Linked DNA regions of Mus musculus: region 2 is linked to region 1. The links are chromatin loops, found by intact Hi-C in ENCODE. Cell type or tissue: heart. All regions are shown on one strand.

Region 1 (2,500 bases):
TAGTAAGTACTCTCACCACTTTACAGGACTGTTAAGTTAAAAAGAAAACTGTATAAAGTTAAAAAAAAAAGTGCAGCAGCTCTAATGCTGACAATTACATAACTTTCACAAATCTGATTATGTTTGACTTATAGGGCCTCATATCTGCTCTTTGTCACCAAGAAAAGCTGGAATCCGGTAAGTAGCTAACCACTGTCACACAGAGTATAGCAACTTAGATAAAATAAATTTATGTGAAAGTTTACTCTTGGGATGGGAAGGAGTAAGCTATCCCAACAACTTTAACATCAGTGACAGCAAAACGTCACATATTTTAGGATACCTTTTACACCGGTTCCAGATTTTTGCCTGCCGACTGCCTAACCACGTGCGTGCCGAGATCTAACCGGGTGAGTCAACAGTGAGCAGCATTTACCTGACAGCGAAAAGGATTCCCTAACTAAGCAGTTTCCCAACTACGAGAGAAAAAAAAAAAATCACCAGGACCTACATCATATGCCCTACTCTATTTCACTGTACCTCCGCTGAGAAAGAAGGGAACTTAGAAATGGAAAAGAGTTTGTGGGACGACGAATCCCACAACCTAGAGGCAGAAGGGAACACGTGTTGAACACGCATCCGAGCCGAGGGAAGGGGCTCCCGGAAGGAACTTAACCTAGACGTGCGCATTCCAAGTGCCCAAAGCAAAACCAATACCGGGGTCCGGGATGCGGAAGCGCGAGACGGTCCTAAAGTGCGCACCGGGTAGCTCTGATGGGGACCCAGGCCTGGGAAGTCTGAGGCCGCCCCCCGGGGGAGCAGAGGCTTCGATGAACATGGCGGCCCAGAAGCAGCCGGGGTGCAGACCTCGTGGAGACCGCGGGATCGGGCCGCACCCTCCCGCAGCCCCCCTCGGGCCAGGCCGCACTTTGCAGCCGCGGCGCCGGCCCAAGCGCGCCGCCGGCCCGGCTCCGCGCCTCCTCTCTCCCGGGACGCCCCGGGCCACGCGCGCCAGGGGTGCCACGCGCCTCGCCGCCCGGCCCGGGATGCCGCAGCCCGGCAGGAGGTCCCCGTCCCCGTCGCCGTCCCCGCTCATCCTACCTTGGCCTGCAGCCGTGCTGGCGCCCAGGCCAGGCAGGTGCAGGTACCGCTGAGGTGCGCGGAAGGCACGTACTCCTGGTGCAGCCGGTTGTTGGCGGTCTCCCATACTCGCAGCTGACCGTCACTAGAGGCTAAAGCGAAGTAGGCTTGACTGTCCGGCGAGAAGGCGCAGGGGACCCCCGCCGGGGCCAAGGGGTCGTAGCTACCGCCGCCTCCGGCCGCCATTGCTGCTCTGGCTCCGCGGCAGCCACGTGTTCGCCCGGGCGCAGGCGCACCGGCGCGGGGTGGGGCCTGCAGGGAGGAAGTGGGGCGGAGGGAACGCTGAGAGCCCAAGAAGTGGCTGGTCGTGACGCAGGCCAGCGTTTAGCCGGGCCCACCCTGTGGACGGTGGCTCAGTGGGGTCCTTCTTAACTTGTCCTGCGAAGGAAGCGCGAGGGGAAGTGATTTGCATACTACCGAGCCAGATCCTTCTTTTAAAACTACGTCCTATGAAACAACTAGACGAAATGTTTAAAAGAAATATTTACTTACATCTCCGAGATTGTAACAGCTGTTTCCATGTTTCTTTAGTCTCTTCGAGGACGTGGCCATGTACGTACAATAATTATCCAATCATAGTTCTATCAAAGTTAGAGTTGGGGCTTGAAGAAACAAGATGCCTCTTTTATCTGTGTTAACACACAGAGATACTATTGGACAAGAGAGGAGGTCAAGTTGGGTGTAAATAAAGAATCCGGGCGGTGGTGCCTCACGCCTTTAATCCCAGCACTTGGGAGGCAGAGGCAGGCGGATTTTTGAGTTCGAGGCCAGCCTGGTCTACAGAGTGAGTTCCAGGACAGCCAGGGCTATACAGAGAAACCCTGTCTCAAAAAACAAAAAACAACACACACACACACACACACACACACACAAAAGAAAAAAAAAAAAAAAGAAAAGAGAAACCAAACATATATTCCCATCTGGATGTGTGCCTTTTAATCCCAGCACTCTATCTGAGGCAGACGCAGGCACGGTCTAGAAACTGAATTCTATAACATCGAGGACTATAGGGAAACTGTCTCCAAAAGATAAATGATAGATAGATAGAAGAAATTTTTTCCTTATTTTATTGGTTCTTTTTTTTTAATTATTGGTTATTTTGTTTATTTAAATTTCAAATGTTACCCCCCCCCCGGGTTTCCTCTCCTAGAACCCCCATCCTACCCACCTCCCCCAGGCTGCTTCCTCACCCACATGCACACTCCCGCCCCACCACTCTAGCATTCCCCTACGCCGGGGCATCATGTCTTCACAGGACCAAGGGCCTCCACTCCCTTTGACGACAAACAAGGCCATCCTCTGCTACATATGCAGCTGGAGCCATGGGTCCCTCCTGTGTACTCTTTGGTTGATGGTTTAGTCTCTGGGAGCTCTGATGGTA
Region 2 (2,500 bases), 89 kb after region 1:
TGTCAAGTCAAAGGATAGTAATTACCTACAAGAATTTACCCTTTTTTAAATGATATAAATCTATTTAGAGAGGGCCACAGGAATGAAAGGAAAGACAGCTGTTGTGCTTTCAAACTACAATTGCCACAGGAAGTCACTCCATTTCTCAGATCCCTGCCCTACCTAATCCTTATCAGTTGTAGGGCAGTAAGATTAAAAGAGTGCTCTAGCCAAACCAAGTGCAGCATGAATAGTAATCAGAAGTTCACAACTTAACTAGTTTGCTAGGTCAAAACTTCAAGATTTATAATCTGTTTGAGCCACACTCCAGTAACTAGGTTTTACAGAACATTTTTATCTTCACTTAAGATATGTTTTGCATTTCTGGATATAGCTTTATTATAATGTAGTGGAAACCTTAAGAGAAAACCGAATAAAAAATAAATTAAAGGCTCGTCTAATAGCATTTATAGTCAAATTTCTTATGCAACTGACTGCAGAATAGTGTTTGTTTCTTAAAGACAGAGAGTCACTAGGTTGCCCTGGTGTATGCCAGGTCCATCAAACTGGCCTCAAATTCAAGACTCTCTCGGGTGTGGACCCTGCCCCACATACAAACTAAAGTCATTGAATTCACTGAGCCTCAAAATTATCTCTTTAGTTTTTGGAGTTGTTTGTACGTGTGGGTTTTGTTTGGGGTGGTTTTGCTTGGGTTTGTTGGTTGTTTTGTTTTGATATAGTGTCTATGTTGCTCTAGCTGTCCCGGATCTCACTAGGTAAACCAGGATGGTCAGAGATTCCCCCACAACCTACCCCCACCCCACCCCCGCTTCCAGAGCGTGGAAATTAAAGGTGTGTACCACAACGCCCGACTAAAACGATCATTTTTATGTTCTAATGCCATTAGTTTCAAGAAGTAAATGAACTGCCGCTTACAGAGTCTGAAATATAATGCCTGCTAATATATCTGCTGACTACTATTTGGTGATGGAGATCTTCGTGATACCTGAGATTTTGGTTTCCCAGTAGAGACGTAAAGTGAGGAGTCACTGTGACCGCTAGGGAACCTCAAACTCAAAAAAGGACTGCTTAGCTCAAAACTAGCTAACGGCACAATAATGCCGAGAGCCAGGAATCTACACTTTAGCCCAGGGACAGGCCACCACCATCCGGGAACTAGTAACGCCTGCTTGTTGTTCCGAGGCTGGGCGGCGGGAATCCAGAGCACTTGAGGAAGCCTGATGTTAAATATCCCTCAGGCTCGTCCACCGCCACACTCGACAGCCTCTCCTAACGTCAGGAACCTCACGCCGCCTCATAGGCTTGGGTCCTGGCCTCCATCCTATCGGAGACAAACCCGCGCTTTCTACTTCCAGGACGCAGCCATATTGCTGTACGGAACTTGATTCCAGGAGGGCTCGGGCCGCTCCGCCCGGACAGCCCTACTCGTCCTAGATGCCAGCTTCCCGGACAGGGCGGGACTCCCTTCGGGTCACCGACGCTAACGACGACCTGGGAAGAGCCCAGAGCTCGCTTGGCCCCCGATGCGGACACTTCCGGCGACGAGGGCGGGCGCTGAGCGAGCGCGCATGCGTACTCGCCGTCGCAGTCCTGACGTCAGCGCGGGCGGAAACTTTAAAATTCAAACCGCCTTGGGTTGACGGAAGCGGACGCTCTGGTTTGGGCGGCTGTTTTCGTGTGCAGTCGTGCGGTTTACGGAAAGCTGGGCGCCGGGTCTCGTTGAGAAGCTGAGCGAAAGGTAACTGCTGAGATGGGATCAGCTCTGTGTTAAAATGGTCCGCGGCGCTGGAGCTGACTGTTGCGAGGGAGCTGGGGTGGGATCTGCCCGGCTCTGCAACGTTTGTAGCGGGAGAAGGCGATGCTAACAGGTGGGGACTGACAGGGGGAAAGCTGATTGGTGTGTTGTGTACCCGTGCTGATGCTGCAACTTAAAAGCCTGGTATGGACATGACTGGAAACCAGTGAAATCATGAGAGTAAAACTAGGTTGAACGCAAGCCACCAAAACAAGGAGGGGTGTGGCTCAGTGCTCAGCGCTCAGCCCAGCTTGCTAAAGGGTCTGACTCTCCACCCCTAGCTCAAGACAAAACAACAACAATAAAAATGCGATCTGTCTAACCCTCTGTGGAAGCTAGGGCCGAGTGCATAGTGTCTGATGCTGCAGAGATGAAGACAGACTCCAACGTAGACATTATTTTGATACTTGTTTTAAAAGCGGGAGCAGCCTGTGTTGTAAACCGGATTGTTTATCTTTGTTGAAAGGTGTTGCAGTAAATCTCCAACCCAAATAAGCCCAGGCAATGAAAACACAACTTAATTAATATGAATACATGCTGTGCGCCTACATTGGGCAGATCTATCACTACACTACCATCTTCCCCATATAAGAGACCCCTTAGAACTTCTCCAGGCCAGGTGCTTCTGCTCTACTTTCCTTCTCCTCAGTCGTCCCCTCTCCTTTTCTCCCAAAACTTTCAGCTCCATCTTCCCCTCTTTTTTCT

Evidence for each region. A loop is a pair of places that touch in the nucleus more often than their neighbours do. Peaks named below come from ENCODE experiments on the same cell type or tissue, not always from the same donor. Only the 100,000 strongest peaks of a DNase experiment are listed, where the experiment ranks them.
Region 2: it touches region 1 in a loop (2.0-fold over the local background); 5 of 42 quality-filtered maps call a loop at or near these places.

Annotation. Positions count from the first base shown.
Region 1 is chr17:71,615,066-71,617,565 of GRCm38, reverse strand. Wdr43 (WD repeat domain 43) reads right to left here and starts at 1,351. Exons shown (of 18, transcript NM_175639.1): 1 at 1,081-1,351. The coding sequence starts at 1,305. In heart, no CTCF peak of the experiment used is centred here; DNase peaks (open chromatin) are centred at 755 and 1,395; H3K4me3 peaks cover 2,082 bases; H3K27ac peaks cover 1,614 bases.
Region 2 is chr17:71,525,949-71,528,448 of GRCm38, reverse strand. It overlaps Ndc80 (NDC80 kinetochore complex component), which reads left to right and starts at 1,592. Exons shown (of 17, transcript NM_023294.2): 1 at 1,592-1,738. It also overlaps a transcript of Spdya not described here. In heart, a CTCF peak has its summit at 1,041; a DNase peak (open chromatin) is centred at 1,408; H3K4me3 peaks cover 1,889 bases; H3K27ac peaks cover 1,816 bases.